Regions from separate parts of the Homo sapiens genome. Here regions 1 and 2 are each linked to region 3. Evidence: chromatin loops called from intact Hi-C (ENCODE). Cell type or tissue: CD4-positive, alpha-beta T cell. All regions are shown on one strand. Links, peaks and the distances in the headings refer to the core of each region. The heading gives the core; the rest is flanking DNA. Region 1 overlaps HCFC1 (host cell factor C1). Region 2 overlaps PLXNB3-AS1 (PLXNB3 antisense RNA 1). Region 3 holds the start of SLC6A8 (solute carrier family 6 member 8).

Evidence for each region. Peaks named below come from ENCODE experiments on the same cell type or tissue, not always from the same donor. Only the 100,000 strongest peaks of a DNase experiment are listed, where the experiment ranks them.
Region 1: a loop joins it to region 3, with 5 times the contacts of the local background. A loop is called at or near these places in 2 of 110 quality-filtered maps.
Region 2: a loop joins it to region 3, with 2.2 times the contacts of the local background. A loop is called at or near these places in 3 of 110 quality-filtered maps.

Annotation. Positions count from the first base shown.
Region 1 is chrX:153,951,590-153,956,589 of GRCh38, forward strand. It overlaps HCFC1 (host cell factor C1), which reads right to left. Exons shown (of 26, transcript NM_005334.3): 16 at 4,602-4,822; 17 at 2,477-3,953; 18 at 2,018-2,181; 19 at 925-1,369; 20 at 252-569; 21 at 1-118. Among named protein-coding and RNA genes, the nearest start is that of RENBP, 9.4 kb to the left of the region's middle. RefSeq lists an enhancer at 1,864-2,103. In CD4-positive, alpha-beta T cell, for the core only: CTCF peaks have their summits at 1,958 (motif pointing left) and 2,160; DNase peaks (open chromatin) are centred at 1,942 and 4,388.
Region 2 is chrX:153,749,877-153,759,842 of GRCh38, forward strand. All of the region lies in intron 2 of PLXNB3-AS1 (PLXNB3 antisense RNA 1), which reads right to left. Among named protein-coding and RNA genes, the nearest start is that of PLXNB3, 9.4 kb to the right of the region's middle. In CD4-positive, alpha-beta T cell, for the core only: no CTCF peak of the experiment used is centred there; no DNase peak of the experiment used is centred there.
Region 3 is chrX:153,680,266-153,690,192 of GRCh38, forward strand. SLC6A8 (solute carrier family 6 member 8) reads left to right here and starts at 7,661. Exons shown (of 13, transcript NM_005629.4): 1 at 7,661-8,571. The coding sequence starts at 8,310. It also overlaps a transcript of PNCK not described here. In CD4-positive, alpha-beta T cell, for the core only: a CTCF peak has its summit at 7,221; DNase peaks (open chromatin) are centred at 6,976 and 7,576; H3K4me3 peaks cover 426 bases; H3K27me3 peaks cover 281 bases.

The sequences.
Region 1 (5,000 bases), core at 1-5,000, 270 kb after region 3:
ACACCCAGGGACTCGATGCCATTGGCCACTTCGGTCAGGGTAGCTGCAGCCTGCAGCTTGGCTGGGCTGGCCACCACAACCGGCTGGGGGGCCACAAATGTGTTGGATGGAGCCAGGCCTAGGAAGAAAGAAGGTGTCAGCGGGAAAGACTCGGGAAACCTGGCTCCCAAGTGAGACCGAGCCTCCCGTCCTGCCCTCACCTCCCTGGGTGCCCCCACCACCCCAGCACCAATTCGCCCTCAGTCGCTTACTCTCAGTGGCCGTTGAGGGCAGCAGCGCCACAGTGCTGGGGACCGTGCCGGCCAGCTCATTGAGGCAATTGCTCTCAATGGCTGGGTCGTTGAGACTGTCGGCAGGGGCCAGGGCCTCAGTGGGGAGGTGGTGATGCTGCTGCTGGGCCTGGGCCTCCTGCAGCTGCTGCTGCTGCACCAGGGCAGCCAGCTCCTGCTGTGTCAGCACAATGGGTATGGTGGTGGCCTGGCCCTCCTGACCCTCGGCCGACAGGTGCCCCAGCTCCGCCTGAGTCACGGTTGCTGCTGCCTCGGAGGTGTCCATGGGCTCGCCGGTGCCTGCTCCAGGGTCGAGAGAAACACTACTTACTAGGAAGGCTGGCCAGAAGCGGGCAGCCCGGGCGGAGGCCCCCAAAGCCTGTCCTAGAGACCCCGTCCACCTCCTACCGTGCTCCACTGTAGGCTAAGCCCTGGCCGAGGGGCCCTGCCTGTTTCCCAGGCGCTAACCCCAGCCAGCCTGTTCTACACGGCAGTCTCTACTACTTGGCCTGCCTGGGGTCCCCTGTGCTCGTCCTCCCCATCACATCTGGCTCATGCCACCCTCGAGGGAAATGGGCTCCTCTTCCCAGGCTGTCTCCGCGGCCTATTGCTCCCCCGAGCGGCCCGGCTTCCCCAGGGTTGCACCGGCACTCACCCATGACGGCCTGCTGCGCGGCCTGGAGCACCGCCTGGATGGCCAGGGCCTGGGCTTCCTCCGTGGCTGCGGCCTGGGCAGCTGCTTCTGCAGCAGCCGTCACTGCCAGCTCCTCGGGGGTGAGCCCCGTTACCATGAGGGTGGTGGTGCCAGCTTGGGCCTCGGCCATTAGCTCTTGGGGAAGTGATAACTGGTCTACTTCGGACTGTGTGGGTGGGGGTGGCTGGACCACCACAGTGGCCACCACCGCAGAGCCGGCAGACTCCTGGCCCGAAGATGGCTCCCCTGTGCTGCTCAGATCCACGGCGGCCGGGAGCTCAGGGGTCTGGGAGGCTGACAGGACCTCGGCGGACTCCCCCATCAGGGCTGTGGAAGCCGACTGCAGAAGCTGCCGTGGCGGCAGCTGCTGGCGAGGACCTGGCGACACCTGGAGTTCCTCTGGGGGCTGCAGGATGTCAACAGCAGAGAAGGGCATGTCAGAAGTTTCTGTGTTGGCTATGGTCACTGTTATTTTGGCCGGGATGGGGACTTCAGTAGTCAGAGCCCTTGGGGCAGTCTCAGTCATTGATGAGATCTTCTAGAAAGGGAGAGAAGCCCCTGTCAGAGGGGAGGAGAGGGGCCAGAGCCAGGCAGCAGGGCTGAGAAGCAAGCCAGCCCTCACCTTTCCTTGTGGGCCTAAGTTTTCATTCTTGATGGGCCAGCTCCAGCCCATGTTAAATAGGGAGGGGACAGTGGTTCTCTGACCAGCATGAGGAGAAAGGCCCTTGAGACCCCCGGTCAGGTTTAACCCGTCCTCAGTCACCCTGGCCTGGACAAATGGGCACTCAGACCCCCGCCATGTCTTATACAGGCTGCGGTGAAGTGACACGCGATGAGAACCAGTCCCAGAAATAAAAGCGCCCCAGAGATGCGGGGGACGGTGAGGCTCCTGCCTCCTGCCGCAGCAGGCACCGAGGCTGCCCTTTTATGGTCCGGAAAAGGGACCAGGAGCGGCCCCATGCCTGGTACAAGAGCGACATCTGGCGTCTGAGTGTGGAACTGCACGGGCGTAGGCCGGGAAGGCGGGGAAGAACACGGCCCCCTGGGCTCTTACCGGCACAGAGGGGCCCGGGACCGGTGTGGACTGCGTCACGGTGGTCACAGCCCGCGTCAGTGTGGAGGACACGGTTGTCGTGATGGCACTGGAGCTGGTGATGTTCACGCTGTCGCCCTGGGTGCTCTCCACCTCTCCCTGATCGCTGGCAGCAGGTGGGGGGTCTGTGGGGGCGACAGGCAGGCGGCTGCTCAGCAGGAGCCCCCCCGGCCTGTACTTGGCTTGACCACCACAGGCTTCCTCTACCACCAAGGGGAGGGCCAGATAAGGCAGGACAGGCTCCTGGAGACCTCTGTCTGCTTCAGGTACAGCCAGGACGCCCCAGCTCTCCCCACTGGTAAATTGGGTGCCAAGGAGCCTGACTGGTGGACTCTGGACGGACCCCCGCCATCGTTGTCTTGGCCTTTCAGCCTGGGGGGCTGGGAGACCATGAAAGCCAGGCTGGCCACCTTCACTTACCTTGGTTTGAACTCATGTTGGAAGTGACAGTGGTGGCCGTGTGAGTGGTGCCCGTCTCGTGGGTCTCACAGGGGGGGTTGGAGCACACCCTCTGTGTTGGGAAAGGAGCCAGCAGCGCGGTGCCAGCCTGGGGGGTGACGCTGGGTGCCGCCGCCACCTCTAGGCCAGACTCCACGGTCCTGTGGGAAGAAGTGGCGTCGGGAAGCAGGGCACCCACGCTGACCGACATGGTGGTGCCAGTGGAAGTGGTCTGGTGTGTCTCACAGGGGCGACCAGCAGGGGGCTGCTGCCCACCCTCGGGCTGGCCCGTGCCCCCGTTTGAAGTAGCGGTGGTGGCCGTGTGGGTGGTGCCCGTCTCGTGGGTCTCGCATGGCGGGTTGGAGCACACCCTCTGGGCGCTGCCTGCATTCGAGGTAGTGGCGGTGTTGGTGGTGCCTGTCTCGTGGGTCTCACATGGTGGGTTGGAGCAGACTTGGGTCACGGTGGCCGAGGGGCACAGCAGTGCCTCCAGGGCTGTCACAGTCACTGTGGTGCTGGGCGAGCCACCCTGGAGGCTCTCGCACACAGGTGCCATGCGGGGCTCCCCAGCACCCACGCTGGAACGGGTCATGGCAGCGGTGCTGACCGCATGGCTGTGGCGCCCCGCAGGAAGGTCCTTAATGCTTGGGCTGCTCAGCCTGACTTTGCTGCTCAGAGGGGCCAACTGCACAAAAGCAGGGCTGCGGCCCCCGGGCTCCCGTGCCATGCTCGGCCCAAGGAGTGGGCCGGCCGAGCACGGGGCCCCGGTGGCCATCACAGTCATGGTGGTGCTGGTCGCGCTGGTCTGGCGGGTTTGGCACTGGGACTTAGAGCCCTGGGCTGCCTCCAGCGCCCCAGTGGCCACACTGATCCGGATCACGGCAGGGGTGCCAGCTGCACAGGCCCGACGGGCATCTCGCTGGTGGTTGGCGCCGACGCTCGACATGGCTGTAGTGGCAGTGTTGGTGGTGCCCGTCTCGTGGGTCTCGCAGGGTGGGTTTGAGCAGCCATGCTGCCCGGCCATGTTGGAGGTGGCGGTGGTGGCGGTGTTGGTGGTGCCCGTCTCGTGGGTCTCGCAGGGCGGGTTCGAACAGACTCGGACCACGCTACCATTCTGCTGGCCCACAGTCGAGGTCACAAGAGAAGCAGCTGCCTCCTGTCTGTCACAGACGAACTGCACTTGGGTGGGCTGGGGGTGTCCCCCAAGGTTAGCCACAACAGTAGTGGTGGCCGTGTTGGTGGTGCCAGTCTCGTGGGTCTCACAGGGTGGGTTGGAGCACACCAAGGTGACAGTGCCAGGCTGCACATCACCCTGGCCTGAGTCGGCGATGGTAACTGTGGCGGTGGGCTGTTCTGTAGTCGGGGAGGCCAGAATGGACACAGGGAGGTCATGCACAGGCTGGGCCTCCACCCCACTAGGTGCCGTGATCAGAGTTACCTGGGTGGGCTGGGACACGGGCTGGGGAGACACACGAGGAGGAGAGTTAGTGCTGCAGCTGGCTGTCTGCCTGTCCCTCCCACTGTCCTGCACTGTCACCACACAGGCTGGGACCACTGACCACTTCTCAACGGCCCTGGCAGACGTAAGACCCACTCACCCCTGCCCCCAAGACACTGACTTGCTCAGAGGCCAGGGAAGAGGCACCACTTTGCCTCAAAGGCAACTGGGATGAGGAAGAGGCTGTGAGGACAGGGCAAGGGGAAGGCAGGAGGCTGGCTGAAGTCAAGTCCTTTGTCAGAGAATGGAAATCCCCCTCAATGCTCAAAGGCCAACAACAAACGTTTCACCGTTTTCCTTAATATGTATGAACAGAACACTGCACACACATGCAGACGAGCTGCGGCGTCCTGTAGAACACTGCGAGAGGAAGAACCCGGTGTTCAAACACCAGGCATGGCCAAACCATGACAGCCAAACCACGGACTATGACACAGGGACCATGTGACACCAGGGAAAATGCCCCAGGTGAGGAAAGGCCTGCCATGGCTGCACCCGGCAGCAGCGCAACACCAGGAAGGAAAGGCCTGTGGACGGACGGCGTGAGCCTCACGTGCTTCCACTTGTGTGGGGTCCCTCGCCCACACGTGGCCTCAGGCCCTGCCCTACCTGCATGGTGATGGTTGGGGTTGTGAGCCCGCCTGCCGCTGTCAGCGTGGTCTGTGCGGCCGACACAGTGATGGCAGTGGGGTTGATCACCTGGCTTGAGAGGGTGGCAATGGTGCCCAAGGTGGTGATGGGCGTGGCCAGGGAAGCACTAGTGCTGTGGCCCCCCGCCCCGGCAAGGCTGGTGGAGACGGTGCCTGTCACTGTGCCTAGGGTCGTGACACCTGAAGGAAAGGAGGCAAGAGTTGGGCCAAGGCTGCTGCTGTCTCCTTCCCAGCAGCTCCTCCTGCACAGGCTGGGGCACTCTGGAGCTGCTTGCATAGAAGGCTCGGGAGAGAGGAGCTGCTGTGCCACCCAGCTGTGCCATGGGGATTGAAGGCCAGCCCTGCTTCGTTATAATCT
Region 2 (9,966 bases), core at 2,487-7,486, 67 kb after region 3:
TGCACTATGATTTAGCGTCTCTTCCCATCAAAACCCAGGCCCATAGAGCAATTGCCTTTGCCTGTGATGCACACCTCCTACCTGTTCTCCCCCCAACCCGGCATCTCTGTCTTGCAGACCAAACACAAAACTCATTGCCATCCCTCTTCAACCTGGCTTCCTTTCTGACTTCCCTTCAGGTTCCCCAGGCAGAACCATGGGGATCATCTGACCCTCTGTCTCCCTCATCCTTCCCTAACCCACCAGCCCGTGTCCTACTGACTCAGTCCCCAAAGTCCCTCTCGCTCCCCACTGGATCCTCAGTGTCTGGTAGTACAGTGCCTGACGTGGGAGGTACACAGCGACCACTAGGTGAATACAAGAATGATGTGATTGAGGGTGTTTTCGGTCTCATATGCTGCCCATGCTCGGTGATGCAGTAAATCATCATCTGTTTGGAACGGTCTAAGTCTCCAGCCAGAAAGGAGGGAGAAGGCACCATGTGACCCTGCATCTCCCTTGCCAGTGCTCTGATTTGACGTTCTAGAAGAGTAGTCTTTATGCCGGGGCACATGCTCCCCTGAGGATTATGAAGCCTGTCCAGGAGGGGCTCAGCATGGATGGTCCCAAGGAGCCAATGTCCCGCCTCAGCTTGCACAGGGGCTCTAACCTAACCTGCCTTTCCCAGAAACCTGACCCCAGTTGACAAGAGCAGGATGTTGCACCATGATACGTCGTGGGGTCAAAGGCTACCAGGCACCAGGAAAAGAAGCCATTTGAAATACCGCCTCCTTTCACCAACCTGACATCTCCACCTCTGCATTTCAGGAAAAGAAATACATCCAAAAGAATTTTCCCTTCACATTTAATAATTACAAAAATTGTGTTATTTTCCTCAATTACATGCTAGGAAAACTTGTAGGAATTTTGCCATCTCGAATAAATGTTTTAACACTTAGGGGAAAAAAAGTAGTGGGAGGCAGCCAGTGGCAAAGTTGGGTTTGCACAAGAATCGGAGGCACCAGATAACTCAGAAACAATGTGTGTGTATGTGTTGGGGAGTGCAGAACAAGATGATTTATTGGAAGTCTCTATAAGAAGCTGCTGTCCTTGCACTGGCTATGCAGATTAAAAAAAAAGAAGAAGAAAACAAAGAAGATGCTAGATGCCCATATCTCTGCCCCACTTTGTACAGAAGACCAGAGATAGAACAGAAGGTCTGTGGAGATGCAAATTTAAGCCACAGTAAAATACCCTTTTTTTTTTTTGAGACGGAGTCTCACTCTATCACCCAGGCTAGAGTGCAATGGCACAATCTCAGCTCACTGCAACCTCTGCCCCCCAGGTTCAAGCAATTCTCCTGCTTCAGCTTCCCAAGTAGCTGGAATTACAGGTGCACGCCACCACACCTGGCTAATTTTTGTATTTTTAGTAGAGACAGGGTTTTATCACGTTGGTCAGGCTGGTCTCAAACTCCTGACCTCAGGTGACCCACCCACGTTGGCCTCCCAAAGTGCTGAGATTACAGGCATGAGCCCCCGCACCCGGCCCACAGTGAAGTATCTTTTTGCATCCACTGATTGGCAGAAATGTAAAGTCTGACAATACCAAGTGTTAGCAGTACTACAGAGCAGCAGGAACTCACACTTCCCCGGGGCAGGCAAACTGGGACAACCACTTTGGAAAACAGTGAGCATTATTCAGTATAGTTGAAGATGTGCACATTTAGAAGCTAACAATTTCACTCCTAGACACCAGATTGCATGTACAAAATCGCTCACAGCATCATTGTTTATAATGCTTAAAATAATGTTTAAATGTTTTTTAATAGGCAAAAGCCAGAAGCAACCCAAGTGTCCATTAGCAGAAGAACAGATAAAAGATCTATGTTAGAGTCATACAATGAAACAGTATACAGCAATAGAAATGTCCCAGAGTCAGACCATAGAAGTCTAAAAAAATAAATAAATGAATAAACTACGGTTATGTGCATCAACTTGGATGTCTGTCACAAATGTCATGTGGAGTGAAAACAGCAGGTTATAGAAAAATATATCCAGTATGATTCCACTTATAGGGAAGTTAAAAAAAAATAATGCTGCAGGATTTGAACAACACTCTAGACCAGGGGTCCCCAACCCCAGGCCACTGACCAGTACTAGTCTGTGGCCTGTTAGGAACCGGGCTGCAGAGCAGGAGGTGACTGGTGGGCAAGTGAGCATTCCCGCCTGAGCTCCATCTCCTGGCAGATCAGCAGCGGCATCAGATTCTCATAGGAGCACGAACCCTATCATGAACTGCGAATGTGTGGGATCGAGGTTGTGCCTGATGATCTGAGGTGGAACAGTTTCATCCTGAAACCATACCCCCCAACCCTCCATCCATGGAAAAATTATCTTCCACGAAACTGGTCCTTGGTGCCAAAAAGATTGGGGACCACTGCTCTAGAGCAAATGGACCTAGCAGACATACACAGAACATTCCATCCACCAGCAGCAGAATTCGCTTTCTTCTCAGCTGCACATGGGGTAGTCTCCAGGATAGACCATATGTCAGGCCACAAAACAAGTCTTAACAAATTCAAGAAGATCAAATCACATTAAGCATCTTTCCCAACCGCAAACAAGAGATCACTAAGAGAAAGCAAACTGGAAAACTCACAGATTTGTGGAAATACACAACACCCTCCTGAACAACCAATGGGTCAAAGAAGAAATCAAAAGGGAAACAAAAAAAAAAATCTCTTGAGACAAATGAACATGGAAACACAACATACAAAATGCAGTGTGCAGCAAAGCAATTCCGAGAGGGAAGTTTAGAGCCTTAAATGCCTCCATTAAGAAATAAGAAAGAGGCTGGGCATGGTGGCTCACGTCTATAATCCCAGCACATTGGGAGGCCAAGGTTGGTGGGTCACTTGAGGCCAGAAGTTCAAGACCAGCCTGAGCAACATGGCGAAAACCCGTCTCTACTAAAAATACAAAAATTAGTGGGCGTGGTGGCACATGCCTGTAGTCCCAGCTACTTGGGAGGCTGAGGCACGAGAGTCACTGGAAAAAAAAAAAAAAGAAAAAAGAAGTAAGAAAGATCTCAAATAAACAACCTAACTTTACACACCAAGGAACTAGAAAAGGAAGAACAAAATAAGCCCAAAGTCAGCAGAAAGAAGGAAAGAACAAAGATCAAAGCAGAAATACATGAAATAGAGACTAGAAAAATAACAGAAAAGATGAATGAAACTAAGAGTTGGGATTTTTTTAAGATAAAATCAACAAACCTCTAGCTAGACCAACTAAGAAGAGATAAGACTCAAATAAATCAATCAGAAATGAGACATTACAACTGATACCACAGAAATGCAAAGGATTGTAAGAAACTACTATGAATAGGCCGGGCACGGTGGCTCAAGCCTGTAATCCCAGCACTTTGGGAGGCCGAGGCGGGTGGATCATGAAGTCAGGAGATCAAGACCAGCCTGGCTAACACGGTGAAACCCCGTCCCCGCTAAAAATACAAAAAATTAGCCGGGCGTGGTGGCGGGCGCCTGTAGTCCCAGCTACTCGGGAGGCTGAGGCAGGAGAATGGCATGAACCCGGGAGGCAGAGCTTGCAGTGAGCTGAGATCGTGCCACTGCACTCCAGCCTGGGCAACAGAGTGAGACTCCGTCTCAAAAAAAAAAAAAAAAGAAAAAAAAAAAAGAAACTACTATGAATAATTATACTCCAACAAATTGGGTATCCTAGAAAAAATGGATACATTCCTAGGCACATCCAACCTACCAAGACTGACTTAAGAAGAAATAGAAAATCTGAACAGACCAATAATGAGTAAGGAGATTGGACAAGTAATAGAGTCTCTCATCAAAGAAAAGCTCAGGCCTGATGGCTTCATTGGTAAATTCTACCAAACAGTTAAATAACTAATACCTATCCTTCTCAAACTCTTCCAAAAAACTAAAGAGGAGGGAACGCTTCCAAACTCATTTAATAAGGTCAGAAAATTCCCTGATATCAAAGCTGGACAAGAACACTAAAAGAAAAAAAGCTACAGGCCAATATCCCTGATGAACACAGGTGCAAAAATCTTCAACAAAATACTAGCAAACCGAATTCAATAGCACATTAAAAGGCTCATTCACCATGAGCAAGTAGAATTTATCCCTGGGATACAAGGGTGATTGAATATATGCAAACCAATAAATGTGATGCACCACGTTAACAGAATGGAGAATAAAATCATTTCTCAATTGATGCAGAAAAAGCATTTGACAAAATTTAACATTCTTTCATGATGTAAAAAAAAAAAAATTAGCTCTTGGCCAGGTGCAGTGGCTCATGCCTGTAATCCCAGCACTTTGGGATGCCGAGGCAGGAGGATCTCTTGAGCCCAGGAGTTCAGACCAGCCTGGGCAACATAGCAAGACACCTCTACAAAAAAAAATTTTTTTAAATTAACCAATCATGGTGGTGTGTGCCTGTAGTCCCAGCTACTCTGGAGGCTTGAGCCCTGGAGTTCGAGGCTACTGTGAGCCAGGATCATACCACTGCACTCCAGTCTGGGTGACAGAGCAAGACCCTGTCTCAAACAAACAAACAAATACAAATTAGCCAGGTACATTGGTGCGTGCCTGTAGTTCCAGCACTTTGGGAGGCCAAGGCAGGAGGATCACTTGGGCCCAGGAGTTTAAGACCAGCCTGGGCAACATAGGCCCTGTCTCTACCAAAAAAACAAAATTAAAAAGAAACTCTCAACAAATTAGGTATAGAAGGAATATACCTCAACATCATAAAGGCCATATATGACAAGCCCACAGCTAACATCATACTGAATGGTGAAAAGCTGAAAGCTCTTCCTTTAAGATCAGGAGCAAGACAAGGATGCCCACTCTCACCACTTCTACTCAGCATAGTCCTGGAAGGCCTAGCCACAGCAATGAGAAAAGAAAAAAAAAAACATTTAAAAACCCAAATTAGGCCAGGCTCGGTGGCTCACACATATAATCCCAGCACTTTCGGAGGCCGAGGTAGGCAGATCACCTGAGGTCAGGAGTTCGAGACCAGCCTGGCTAACATGGTGAAACCCCATCTCTACTAAAAAGACAGTAATTAGCCAGGTGTGGTGGTGCATGCCTGTAATCCCAGCTACTTGGGAGGCTGAGGCAGGAGAATCACTTGAACTTGAGAGGCTGAGGTTGCAGTGAGCCGAGATCACACTACTGCACTCCAGCCTGGACAACAGAGTGACACTTCGTAAAAAAAAAAAAAAAAAAAAGAGAGAGAGAGAGATTAAATTGTCTCTGTTTGCAGATCACACAATCCTGTATGCAGAAAACCCTAAAGACTCCACCGAAAAATTGTTAGAATTCAGTCAAGGTACAGGATACAAAATCAGCATACAAAACAATAGCTTTTATTTTTTATTTTATTTTTTTTTTTTTGAGACAGAATCTTGCTCTATCACCCCACCTGGAGTACAGTGGCTCAATCACAGTTCACTGCAGCCTTGACCTCCTGGGCTTCTCCCACCTCAGCTTCCTGAGTAGCTGAGACTACAAATGTGCACCATCATGCCTGACTAATTAGTATTAATATTATTGCTATTATTGAGACAGGGTCTTGTTTAGTTGCCTGGGCTGGTCTTGAATTTCTGGGCTCAAGTGATCCTCCTGCCTTGGCCTCTCAAAGTGCTGGAATTACAGGTGTGAGCCATCATGCCTCACCTAGTAGCATTTCTATATGCTATATGCTAACAATGCACTTTCTTTTTTTTTTTTTTTTTTTTGAGACAGAGTCTCTGTTGCCCAGGCTGGAGTGCAGTGGCACTATCTCGGCTCACTGCAAGCTCCGCCTCCCGGGTTCACGCCATTCTCCTGTCTCAGCCTCTCCGAGTAGCTGGGACTACAGGCGCCCGCCACCATGCCCAGCTAATTTTTTGTATTTTTAGTAGAGACAGGGTTTCACCGTGGTCTCGATTCCTGACCTTGTGATCCGCCCACCTCGGCCTCCCAAAGTGCTGGGATTACAAGCGTGAGCCACTGCGCCCAGCCAATGCACTTTCTAAAAAAGAAATCATCAAAGAAGATTTATTTTGTTATCCAAAAAGGAAATCAAGCCAACAATCTCATTTATAATAGCTATAAAAAATAAAATACTTAGGAATAAGTTTAACCAAGGAGGTGAAAGACCTATACACCGAAAACTGTAAACCACAGATGAAAGAAACTGAAGAAAACACAAATAAATGGAAAGATACCCTGTGTTCATGGATTGGGATAGTTAATATTGTTAAAATGTCTATACTACCCAAAGTGATCTACACATTCAATGTAATCCCTATCAATATTCCCATGAGATTTTTCACAGAAATAGAGAAAGCAATTCTAAAATGTATGTTAAACCACAAAAGACCCCAAATAGCCAAAGCAATCTTGAACAAAAAGAACAAAACTGGAAGACTCATGCTATCTGATCTCAAAATATGTTACAAAGCTATAGTAACCAAAACAGCATGGTTCTGGCATAAAAACAGACACATACACCAACGTAACAGAATAGTGAACCCAGAAATAAATCTATGCATTTACAGTTGATTGATCTTCGACAAAGGTGCCAATAATACATGATAGACAAAAGACAGTCTTGTCAATAAATGGTGTTGGGAAAATTGGATATTCACTTGCAGTAGAATGAAATTAGACCCTTATCTCACACAATGCACAAAGATCAACTCAAAACGGACTGAAGATTCAAATGTGAGACCTGAAATTAGAAAACTACTAGAAGAAACTTACGTGAAAAGCTGCTTGGCACTGGTCTGGGCAATAAGTTTTTCAATATGACACCAAAAGCACAGGCAACAAAACAAAAACAGACAAATGAGTTTGCATCAAACTAAAAAGCTTCTGCACAGCAGAGGAAGCAATCAACAGAGTGAAGGAGACAGCCTATGGAATGGAAGAACATAGTTGTAAACCATCCATCTGATACAAGGTTAATACACAGAACACACAAGGAACTCATACAACTCAATAGCAAGCAAATGTATTTTCTAACCCAGTTAAAATAACCCAGTTACACCTACTATGTACTCCTAAAAATTAAAAATTGAAAATTGAAAAAATAAATAACCCAATTTAAATGGGCAAGGACCTGAACAGGCATTTCTCAAAAGAAGACATACAAACGGCCAATAGGTCTATTAAAAAAAAATGCTCAACATCAGCCGGGTGCAGTGCTCACGCCTGTAATCCTAGCACTTTGGGAAGCCGAGGTGAGTGGATCACCTGAGGTCAAGAGTTCAGGACCTGCCTGGCCAACATGGTGAAACCCTGTCTCTACTAAAAATACAAAACTTAGCCAGGTGTGGTGGCATACGCCTGTAATCCCAGCTACTCCAGAGGCTGAGGCAGGAGAATCACTTGAATCCGGGGGGCAGAGGTTGCAGTAAGCCAAGATCGCGCCACTTCACTCCAGCCTGGGCGAAAGAACAAAACTCCATCTTAAAAAAAGAAAAAAATGCTCGACATCACCAATCATCAGGGAAATGCAACTCAAAACCACAATGAGACACCACCTCACTCAAATTAGAATGATCGTTTTCAAAAAGACAAAAGAAAACAAACTTTGGCGAGGGTGTGGAGAAAAGGGAACATTTTGGAACAGTATGGAAAATGGTATGCATGGTGGTTCCTCAAAATATTTAAAGTGAGAATGACCATACAATCCAGCAATCCCATTTCTGGGTATGTATCTAAAGGAAATGAAATCGGTATGTCGAGGCAATATCCACACTCGCATGTCCATTGAAGCACTACTCACAATCGCCAAGATATGGAATCAAACGAAATGCCCACCAACAGATGAATGGATAAAGAAAATGTGGTACAGATACACAATGGATCACTACTCAGCCTTTAAAAAGAAGGCAATCCTGCCATTTGCAACATGGAGGAACCTGGAGGACATTACATTAAGTGAAGTAAGCCGGGCACAGAAAGGCAAATACTGCATGACGCTGCTCACGTGGAAAGTAAAAATGTCAGCCTCATGGAAACAGAGCAGAACAGTGGCCGCCAGGACTGGGGTAGGGGAAATGGGAAAATGCTGGTCAAAGGGTACCAAGTTTCAGTTATGCAGGATGGAGACGTTCCAGAGATCTGATGTACAGCATGGTGATTCTAGTTAACACATTTAAAAAAATAAAACCAAAAAATTTGTTGCAAAAGTAAATAATTTATTGTTTAAGGCTAATTCATATTTGGGACAAGTATAAAGAAAACCAAGGAAAGGCTAGGACTAACTGCGAAGGGAAAAAGAAGGGTCCATGATGGCTGTCAGTGGGGATGATTCATCTAAGCAGCATATGCTCTTCCGTGTGTATTAGATTGAACAAGATGAAACTGCAATTTTTGTAGGTTAACAATAAATGAACATTAAGCAACGTCATCTGGTTTTGACCCAAGACATTTATTAATAATAAATCAATGATAAAATAAAACCAAAACACTTTATGCTAATAAACTTGAAAACTTAAACAAAATGGGCATGTTCCAGCCAGGCGCGGTGGCTCACGCTTGTAATCCCAGCACTTTGGGAGACCGACGCAGGTGGATCACCTGAGGTCAGGAGTTCAAGACCAGCCTGGCCAACACAGTGAAACTCCGTCTCTGCTAAAAATACAAAAATCAGCTGGGCGTGGTAGCGGGCACCTGTAATCCCAGCTACTCGAGAGGCTGAGGCAGGAGGATTGCTTGAACCCAGGAGGCAAAGGTTGCAGTGAGCCAAGATCATGCCACTGCACTCCAGCCCGGGCGACAGAGCTAGATTCTGTCTAAAAAAAAAAAAAAAAAAGCATGTTCCTAGAAAAATATTGTTTATCAAAAATTGACTCAAAATAGAATGATTCATCCTAAATTCAGATAGAATCTCAAGGGGCTCCAAATAACCAAAACAATTCTGAAAAAGGAGAACAAAGTTCGAGGACTCACACTTCCTGATTTACAAAATAAAACATATTACAGTGTGGTCCTGGCATAAAGACAGAGACAGAATATAATCCAGAGCCCAGAAAGAAACTCTCAAGTATATGGTCAGATGATTTTTGACAAGGGTATCAAGGCTACAAATTGGGAAAAGGGCAGTCTTTTCAACAAATGGTATAGGGGAAACTTGATATCCACATGCAAAAGAATAAAGTTGGAGGCTGGGCATGGTGGCTCACACCTGTAATCCCAGTGCTTTGGGAAGCCAAGGTAGGAGGATTGATTGAGTCTGGGAATGGGAGACCAGCCTGGGCAAAGTAACAAGATCCCATCTCTACCAAAAACATTAAAAATTTGAGGCTGAAGCACAAAAATTGCTTGAACCCGGGAGGCAGAGGTTGCAGTGAGCTGAGATCACGCCACTGTACTCCAGCCTGGGTGACAAAGTGAGATCTGTCTCAAAAAAAAAAATTAAATTAAAAATTAGCTGGGCATGGTGGTGAATGCCTATAGTCCCAGCTACCCAGGAGGCTGAGGCAGGAGAATTGCTTGAGACCAGGAGTTTGAGGTTACAATGATTATGCCACTGCACCCCAGCCTGGGCAACAGAGCAAGACCTGTCTCAAAAAAAAAAAAAAAAAAGATGGCAAATTTTGTGTTATGTATTTTTTCCCACAATAAAAAAATTACTCAAGAAGAAACAGAAAACCTAAATGGTCCCATAATTATTACAGAAGTTGGATTCATTGTTTAAAATCTATAGGGGGACAGGCAGGAAGCTACAAAAACAAGGAAGGCCAGGCCAGATGCGGTGGCTCATGCCTGTAATCCCAGCACTTTGTGAGGCCGAGGCAGGCAGATCACCTGAGGTCAGGAGTTCAAGACCAGACTGGCCAACATGGCGAAACACCGTCTCTACTAAAAATACAAAACTTAGCTGGACGTGGTGGTGCATGCCTGCAGTCCCAGCTACTCGGGAGGCTGAGGCAGGAGAATCGCTTGCACCC
Region 3 (9,927 bases), core at 4,884-9,883:
ATCCCTCATGAATGGCGTGGTGCCGTCCTCACAATAATGAGTGAGTTCTTGCTCTGAGTCCATACGAGATCTGGTTGTTTGAAAGAGTCTAGCACCTCCTCCACCCTCACTCTCTTGCTCCCATTCTTGCCATGGATATGCCGGCTCCCTCTTCACCTTCCACCATGAATGGAAGCTTCCTGAGGGTGTCACTAGAAGCAGATGCTGGCACCACACTTCCTGTATAGTCTCCAGAACCATGAGCCAAAATAAGCCACTTTTCTTTATAAATTACCCAGCCTCAGATTTTTTTTTTATAGCAATGCAAGAACGGGCTCACATATGACAGATAAAGAGCTGTAGTCCCAGCTACTTGGGAGGCTGAGGCAGGAGAATCACTTGAACCCGGGAGGTGGAGGTTGCAGTGAGCCAAGATTGTGCCACTGCACTCCAGCCTGGGCAACAGAGTGAGACTCTGTCTCAAAAAAAAACCTAGCCTTCAGGGCTGGGCGCGGTGGCTCATGCCTGTAATCCCAGCACTTTGGGAGGCCGAGGAGGGTGGATCATCTGAGGTCAAGAGTTCGAGATCAGCCTGGCCAACATGGTGAAACTGTCTCTACCAAAAAATACAAAAATTAGCCGGGCGTGGTGGTGGGTGCCTGTAGTCCCAGCTACTTGGGGGGCTGAAGTGGGAGAATTGCTTTAGCCCAGGAGGCGGAGGTTGCAGTGAGCGGAGATCACACAACTGTCCGCCCGCCTGGGCAACAGAGTGAGAACCTGTCTCAAAAAAAAAAAAAAAAAAAAAAGGACAAAGGACACAGGAGCCAACCGAAAGAGAGTCCAATGGTCCAAGATGGAAAATTTGAGCAAGAAAATAAAGAGTTGTGTTAGATTAAAACCAAATATAAGGTACACATCTATGAGTCCATACCGTTATAAATAAATGATTACATAAATAAATGTGGGAGAACAGACAACACTCCTGCACAGAACAAAACATTACTTGTGTAGATACTGCCCCTCCAGGAGGTGGCCCCGCTCCCTAACTGGGCCTCACGGAGCGGCTTCCTTCCCAAGAGCACGGTATGGAAAGGGGGAACAGTCACTTCCCAGTGGAGAGACCCGACAAACAGGACCCCAGCCGGTCGTTCCAGGTCTACATGGCCCCCGATGAGGCGCTTCACCCCCGTGGTCTTCCTCCTGATCACCCCTGAGGCCCACCTGATCATGGGAAACAGCAAAAGTTTCCCAACAGAGGTTGTTTTACAACACACTGCCCAGTCCTCCTCGAAGCTGTTAGGGCCACCAAGAACAAGGAGTCTGAGAAACTGTCACAGCCAAGAGGAGCCTCAGGAGACAGGATGACTAAATGCAACATGTGATCCTGACAGAAAAAGGACATTAGGGAAAAGCCAAGAAAACCTGAATAAACTATGGGCTTTAGATACTAACAGTGTTGATTCATTGTTTGCAATAACTGATGTTGATTCATTAATTGCAATAAATGAGCTGTCCTAACATAAGAGGCTAATAAGGCGGGAGATGGGGGTGGGCTGTATGGGAATTCTTGGTACCCTCTTTACAGTTTTTCTGTACATCTAAAACTAGTCTAGAAGGTGAGGGTTGAAAAATTACCTATTGGGTACAACGTTCACTATTCAGGTTGTAACCACCTAATGGGTTCATTTTGCTCACTGCCCAGATAGATAGAGCCAATTTATCAAGACAGGGGAATTACAATAAAGTTTTGTTTTGTTTGTTTGAGACAGAGTCTTGCTCTGTCACCCAGGCTGGAGTGCAGTGGCGCGATCTCAGCTCACTGCAACCTCCGCCTCCTGGGTTCAAACAATTCTCCAGCCCCAGCCTCCCGAGTAACTGGGACTACAGGCACGCACCACCGTGTCTGGCTAATTTTTGTATTTTTAGTAGGGACAGGGTTTCACCATGTTGGCCAGGCTGGTCTCTAACTCCTGACCTCAGGTGATCTGCCTGCCTCGGCCTCACAAAGTGCTGGGATTACAGGTGTGGGCCACCGCACCGGCCTGTTTTGTTTTGAGGCAGGGTGTCGCACTGTCTCTCAGGCTGGAGTGCAGTGGTACAATCACGGCTCACGGCACCCTTGACCTCTTGAGCTCAAGTGATCCTCTTGCCTCAGCCTCCCCATAGCTGGGAGCACAGGTGCGTGTCACCGCCCCAGCTAATTTTTAAATTTTTTGTAGAGACAAGGTTTCGCTATGTTGCCCAGGCTGGTCTCGAACCCCTGGGATCAAGTGATCTGTGTCAGGCCTCTGAGCCCAAGCTAAGCCATCATATCCCCTGTGACCTGCACATATACATCCAGATGGCCTGAAGCAACTGAAGATCCACAAAAGAAGTGAAAATAGCCTTAACTGATGACATTCCACCATTGTGATTTGTTTCTGCCCCACCCTAACTGATGTACTTTGTAATCTCCCCCACCCTTAAGAAAGTTCTTTGTAATCTCCCTCACCCTTGAGAAGGTTCTTTGTAATTTGTAATTCTCCCCACCCTTGAGAATGTACTTTGTGAGATCCACCTCCTGCCCACAAAACATTGCTCCTAACTCCAGCGCCTATCCCAAAACCTATAAGAACTAATGATAATCCCATCACCCTTTGCTGACTCTCTTTTCGGACTCAGCCTGCCTGCACCCAGGTAAAATAAACAGCCTTGTTGCTCACACAGAGCCTGTTTGGTAGTCTCTTCACATGGACGTGTGAGACAATCTGCCCACCTGGTCCTCCCAAAGTGCTGGGATTACAGGTGTGAGTCACCAGGCCCAGCCGAGAAAGAGTTGAATACACGTAGAGGAGACTGGAGTTTTATTATTACTCAAATCAGCTGCCCTGAAAATTTGAAGGCTGGGATTTATTTATTTATTTTTTATTTTTTTGAGATGGAGTCTCGCTCTGTCGCCCAGGCTGGAGTGCAGTGGCATGAGCTAGGCTCACTGCAAGCTCCGCCTCCCAGGTTCAAGCGATTCTCCTGCCTCAGCCTCCTGAGTAGCTGGGATTACAGGCCCGTGCCACCACACCTGGTTAATTTTTTGTATTTTTAGTAGAGACGGGGCTTCACCATGTTAGCCTGGATGGTCTTGATCTCCTGACCTCGTGATCCACCCATGTTGGCCTCCCAAAGTGTTGAGATTACAGGCATGAGCCACCGTGCCCAGCCCTGAAGGCTAGGTTTTTTTTTTGAGACAGAGTCTCACTCTGTTGCCCAGGCTGGAGTGCAGTGGCACAATCTTGGCTCACTGCAACCTCCACCTCCCGGGTTCAAGCGATTTCCGGCTAACTTTTGTATTTTTAGTAGAGACAGGGGTTTCACCATGTTGGCCAGGCTGCTCTTGAACTCCTGACCTCAAGTGACCCACCCGCCTGGGCCTCCCAAAGTGCTAGGATTACAGGTGTGAGCCACCGCACCCAGCCCGAAAGCTAGGATTTTTTAAAGATAGTTTGGCGGACAGGGGGCTAGGGAATGGGTGCTGCTGACTGGTTGGGTGGGGGATGATTCTTGTGTGCTGAGCTGAGTCTGCTTTTAGGTAGGGCCACAGGACCTTGAGTCATAGGTCTATGTGGTCCGGGTGGAGCCATCTGGTAGTGAGAAATGCAAAAACCTGCAAAGACGTCTCAAAAAGCCAACCTTAGGTTCTACAATAGTGACATTATCTACAGGAGTAATTGGAGAAGTTACAAATCTCTTGAGCTCTGAACAATGGCTGGTCATCATGAATGCTTCCATGTTAGCAGAATTCAGGCCCCTCTCATCCTCCTCACCTGATGGCCTTTCATTACTTTTACAAAGGCGGTTTCATCTTGGGAAGGTCTGTTATCATTTAAACTATAAACGAAATTTCTCCCAAAGTTAGCTTGGCCCATGCCCAGGAAAGACCAAAAACAGTTTGGAGGGTAAATGCAGACAGGGTTGGTTAGATCAGCTCTCTCACTGGCAGAATTTTGTTACTGTTACAGTTTTTGCAAGGCAGCTTTAGGGTGATGGGTCTGCACGGAATATATGCATGTAACAGAACCGCGCTTGTACCCTCTCAATCTATAAAACAAATAAAACCAGCCTAATAAAAGTTTACATAAAATGTAAAAAACAAAGCAAAGCCTCCTTTCTGCGGGTCTGTGTAAACGAGCACAGCTGGTGGGAAGGGCGCGGGTGGGGGGTTCTGCTGCCCCCCATCCCTGCCCTGCTGCAGGCCCTCGCCCCCAGCCCCATTCTTTCTGTTCTCCGCTTGGCTGCAGCCGCACGTCGGCCCCCTCCCCAGGAGCTGGAAGTACAAAGCCCTTCCAGGTGGACTCTGGCTCCCCCTTTGTTCCCAGCTTATTCTAATTCCAAAGCTCATTGTGCCCGGCTCGCCTTCAGAAGAGGAGGCGCCCCCATCCTGTCTCCAGCTGCCCATCCTCCCAGGATAACCAGTCACCCCAGGGCCCGGTGGCCCCTCACCCAGCCCCTCCCCGGTCCGCAGCTGCCCTAGGCTTGAGTGGGCGCTGGCTCCAATTCTCAGGCCTCCCCCAACAAACAGGAGCATTCCGGCTAGCCCCCCTCCCCTGCCCTCCCCCCAGCTCCCCTTCTCCTCCCCTCTCCCTCCTCCTCAGCTCCTACTCCAACCCCCCAGCCCCAGCTGGGGCCTGAAAGGCTGCCCACTCCCTGGGACACGGTAAGGGGAGGGTGCAGCTCTCCCCCCGCCCCTCCCCGGTCGCCTCTGCCCCAGAGAACAGTTTGCTTCTCACCCAGAAGCCACCATAGGAGCTCTGGGCTGGGCACAGGTCGCAGGGCACCCCCACCCCCTCCTGCACATGCTCGGAACCCCCCTTCAGTGAGTAGAACACAAGGGCCTGGCAAGACAGGCGGAGGCTTGGAAAGGGCTGGCGGGGGACAGCTACCCGGCCCTCAGCTGGGGGCCTGGAGAGCCCACCCTGCCCCTCCCCAGCAGCTGCTGCCCCCGGGCCGAGCCTGACGCGCCTTGACAAAGCCCGAGAACGCTTTGAAGCCTTCGGACGTGGGAGAGGACCCAGCCAGGGATGGAAATCGCTTTGCCTTTGTTCCCCCAACTGCTCAGCAGCTCGTGGGAGCAGCCTCAGAAGACCCTGTCACTGGCCGCCCGGGTCAGAGCCTGTGACAGAGACCAGAGCTCCGGCCGGAGCTCCCCGCCGGGAACTCCAGCCTTACCAGCCTGAACTTCATGCACTGCTCAAAGAGGCCCAGCTCGCCCTGGCTGGGCAGGGGCGGCTCCCAGGGTGGCCGACGTGGGGAGGGTTCCTGAACCTCCCTCAGGAGCCTCCTGGGACAGAGTCCTGGAGGTCAGCAGAGAAAGGGAAGCCCAGGCTGTGGGCCCCGCGTGGAGGGAAAACTCAGGGGGAACGCCCCGAGGCTGGGAGGGCACAGCCCCATCACACTCCATCTCGTAGTCTTGGAGAAAAATTTAGTTCTACCTCCAGGGCACAGAAAAGCCCAAAGAAGGGATGAGATAAAGGAGGGGCTGGTCAGATTTGTGCTTCAGGAGGGTCCCTCTGGCTGCTCAGAGAATGCAGTTTGGGGTCTGGCCCAGGCCGTGAGGAGGAGTTCACAGTCACTATGGGGTCCAGACCAGCTGGGGGCGGGAGGCAGGGCCTGGCCCAGGGGCTGGTAGTGGGTGCACCCCAGGCTGGGCTGGCAAAGGGCGGGGAAGAAGGTGGGTGTGGGAAGGGGTGGCTGCCTGGAGAAGAGCCCAGTTCCAGGAGGTCGTGGGAGTCAGGTATGGGGGCCCACTGGACCTCCCCTCAGATGTGGGGGCTCCCACTCCGAGGGTCCATGGAGCAGTGGCAGCCATTCTGGACAGCCCCCCACCCTTCACTTCTGTCTCCAGTACCCTCCAGCCTGGCCACCTCGCCCTCTGCCTCGGCCTCCTCTGATCTCACAAAGGCAGCAGCAGTCAGGGGTGGCGACTCCCTCATGATCCTGTCCCTGGCCTCGGAACCCACCGGAGGAGTAACCGCAGCAGTGGTCACTTCCCCAAAGTGCCATCAGCTCTCCTACATCCTTCTCGAGCCTCTGCTTTCTCTCCCTTCCACCCCCACCCCTTTGACAAGCAACATCTGAAAGTCTCCCCTGCCCGCGGCTCCCAGAGCTGTCTGGCCGTGGCCTGCACTCTCCCTCAAAGCGGCCCTCCCCCAGGTCACCGTCCTCCCTTCGATGACATCACGCGCCCACCCCGCACTCCTGCTGGGCTGAGGCCCTCCGAGCCTACTTCACCGGGTCCTCTTCTTTCTCTCAAAGGCAATGGGGTTTGCCTGTGGTCCAGCTGGGTTGGCCCTCTTCCCTCTGTCCTGGGTCCTTGAGTGGCCCCGCTTCTTTAGGCCATCTATGAGTCACTTCTCTAATGCCCCTGTCTCCAGACCAGCTTCAGTCAAAGGCTGGGCCAGAGAAGACCCTAGTGAGAAACTTCTGATGAGCAGTGTGACCTTGCCACCTCAGGGGTACCCACCCACCACCCCTGGTCTAAGCACAGGTGACACCGCCTGTCTCCCCCAACCACACACACCCCTTGAGGCTCCTCCTCCAAGCCTGGGTGGGGACACTGTCCCTCCCTCACCCAGCAAGCTCAATCTGGCTTGGGCCGGAACTGCTTTTCTTCCTAAAGCTGGACGGATGGCCGCGGGCTTAGCTTAACGGGATGAGCCATCTGGGGACTGCAGTGTCCACGATCAGATCAGGGAGCTTGAAGCTGAGGGGGGCACACTTTACCTCCCAGGCCAGGACAATGACCACTTCCTTCCCCACCCCACCCCCAGGCTACTCTTAGCCCTAGAAAATTCTAAACAAGCTGCTCAGCTGGCGGCGGAGAGGCAGCCCAACAAGCTGGCTCTTGCTAGGGAGGCCTGGGGGGTCCTGGGGAGAGGAACACGGGGTGGGTGGGGGGCGGGCAGCCAGGACCTCAGGCCTGAGGCCTTTGGGGAAGGGTCTGTGCACCTGCCAGGCACCAGGGGGCAGCCTTGCCTTGTTCCCGCTCCAGTCCCCTCAAGTCCGAAGCCCCTACCCACTCTCACGCCAGGCAGGGGTGGGGGCCGCCGGGGTCATTTACCCGGGCCCCTTCTCTGCCTTGATGACAAAGTCGAGGCTTGCTCATCAGCCAGGCAGGCTCCCCTCTGCCCACTGTGGAGACACAGAGGCCTGTCACCTGAAGAGCTGGTCCCGGCCTCCAGCTTCCAGGGTAGCCGGGAAGCTGTAGCCCCCAGTGGGCAGCGGTGGAGAGAGCTCAAGGAAGGAGGGAGCACCGGGAGGAGACGGCTGCAGCCTGCCAGGAGCGGGGAGAAAGGGAGAGAAGGGGAGGCGGAGGGCTGAGGGGGCCCGGGGGACGTCTTCCCAGGGCTGGGAGGGGCCGGCCGGGAAGCCTGGGCTGCACTAGGAGCCGGCGACCCTGGGGCGAGGGGCGGCCCGGAGCCCTGCGGGAGGAGCTGGCGGCCGCCCCAGGTAGCAACCATCCTGCCTCCCGCTGGAGCGGCGTCTCCTCCCCGGGAGGAGGGCAGGGAGGAGGTGGGCGGAGTGTGACGAGGAGGGCGGGAGGGAGGGATGCGGGAGGGGGAGGGGGAGGGGGGCCGGCCGGCCGTGGGGGTGGGGCGATAGTGACATCACCCCGGAGTCGGTTTTTAAGCGGCGGCCGGCCGGGGACGGGGAAGAGAGGGATAGTCGGAGCGAGGTGGCGAGTCGCTGAGCCCGCCGCGGCCCCGAGAGCGGCTGCAGCCGCCGCCGCCGGGAAGGAGAGGGCGAGGCGCGCCCGAGCCGCCGCCGCCGCCGCCACCGCCGCCGCCGCCACCACCGCCACCGGAGTCGCGGGCCAGCCGGGCAGCCTCCGCGGGCCCCGGCCGGGGCGGGGGGCGCGGGCCACAGGCCCCTGCTCCGGCCGCCGCTTGCAGACCGCGGGCGCCGATGTCGCCCGCGCCCCGCTAGGCTGAGCCTCGGGTCGGGCGAGGAGCCGCCGCAGCCGCCGCCGCCCGAGCCGCGGGCAGGAGCCTCGGGAGCCGCCGCCGCCGCCGCCGCCGCCCGGCCGGGCCCCGCCGCCGCCCGCGCGCCCCCGGGCCCCCGACACACATGAGATTCTTCAGGCTCACTTTCAAGTGCTTCGTGGACTGCTTCTGACTGCGCCGCCCGCGCCCCGCACCCCGCCGCCCGCCCGCCGCCCCGTCCCCCGGCCCGGCCGCCCCCCGGCCCCCGGCCGGCCCGCGCCCTCGGGGCCCTCCCCGGTGCCGCCGGTGCCCCCCGCCTGACCGCCGCCCCCCGTGAGGCGCCGCGACCCCGGCCCGGCCGTGCGGCCCGCCGAGGCCATGGCGAAGAAGAGCGCCGAGAACGGCATCTATAGCGTGTCCGGCGACGAGAAGAAGGGCCCCCTCATCGCGCCCGGGCCCGACGGGGCCCCGGCCAAGGGCGACGGCCCCGTGGGCCTGGGGACACCCGGCGGCCGCCTGGCCGTGCCGCCGCGCGAGACCTGGACGCGCCAGATGGACTTCATCATGTCGTGCGTGGGCTTCGCCGTGGGCTTGGGCAACGTGTGGCGCTTCCCCTACCTGTGCTACAAGAACGGCGGAGGTGAGTTCCCCCGCCCGCCGCGGCCTCCTCCCCCAGCAGGCCGCCGGCCCCCGCCCGACCCCCGGAGCCGCCGCGGAGGGGTGAAGTCCGGGCAACGGGTGGCCCCCGGGCACGCGGGGGTCGGGGCCGCCCCTCGTCCGCCGCTGCCGCTCGGTGGCCGGGCCGGGCGCCTCCACCCCCCTCGCAGTCATGTGCCTGGCATGGTGGGGGGAGGGGGCCGGCGATGCCCGCGAGGCTGCCCCCCAGACTCCCGGGCTGGGAGGAGCGATTGGCCGCCGAGGTGGGAAAGCAGGCCTGCGCCTTGGGGTCTCCGCGAGGTAAGGAGCCCTGGCTGCCCCCACGGGTCGGGCACACAAGCGGCACATTGTGTGGGCCCCCCACGTGTGCACACACACGAACACACACACACACAATGGGCCACTCTGTCCCTCCCCCTGCCCTCCCCTCCCCTCGCGGCCCTCCCGCCCCTCCCCTCTGGCCCGGGCCTGGAACACTGGGTGCCCGAGCCAGGCTTGGGAAGCCTGCGGCCTGGCCCGCCTGGCGCCGCCACTGGACACACTGCATGCACGTCCCATGCCCGCCCGCCCGCCCGCCCGCCCGGGCCCAGCTTAGCAACAGCGATGGGCACGCGTGTGTCCTGTGACTACAAAACAGCACTGGGGTTGCTGGAAGCCGAAGTGACCCGGTGATGGGTGGGAAACAGAGGTCCAGAGCAAAGGCCTTTGCCCAAGGTCAGGAGAAGGATGCTGGGACCTGGAGTCAGGCAAGTTGCAGCCAAGCTCAGCCTCTGAGTAGTGGAGCGAGCCCAGCCAGGGCAAGGGTAGGAGGCCCAGAGAGGAGAAGGGGGTAGTGGCACCCAGCTCTCCCTGCCCTTCTGCCACCCCCACCCCAGCCTGCTGGCCTCAGGAGATAGGCCTGTGTCACGCCCTGCCTATCTCCTGCAGAGCCTGACTCCCTGGCCTTGCTAAGGCCGGCCTGGCCCCTCTTCCGCACCTGTATCCCTCTGTCCTTGCACATCGCCATCCCACCAGCAGGGGACTGTGACCCACCCACCCTCTGCCTTAGACCTCACACTTGCAGGCAAGCGTCCAAGGGCAGGACAGTCGCGCTCCCTGCCTTTGGATGAGCCCCCCAGGCCTGATCACCCAGCCTTGGCACACATGCACACATGCACGTGCCCTCACTGTGCTGCCTGAAACAGGGAATTGCAGCACTAGGGACAGCCCGCGTGTCTGAGCGTGTGTGTCCTCCATGGCCATCGCCCCAAGTGACCGTGGGGGTGGAAGCCCTGGGGGCCTAGGGCCCCTCTGCCACCCAGGGAATAGGGCTCCAATGGCTCAGGGGCTACTGTAGCCC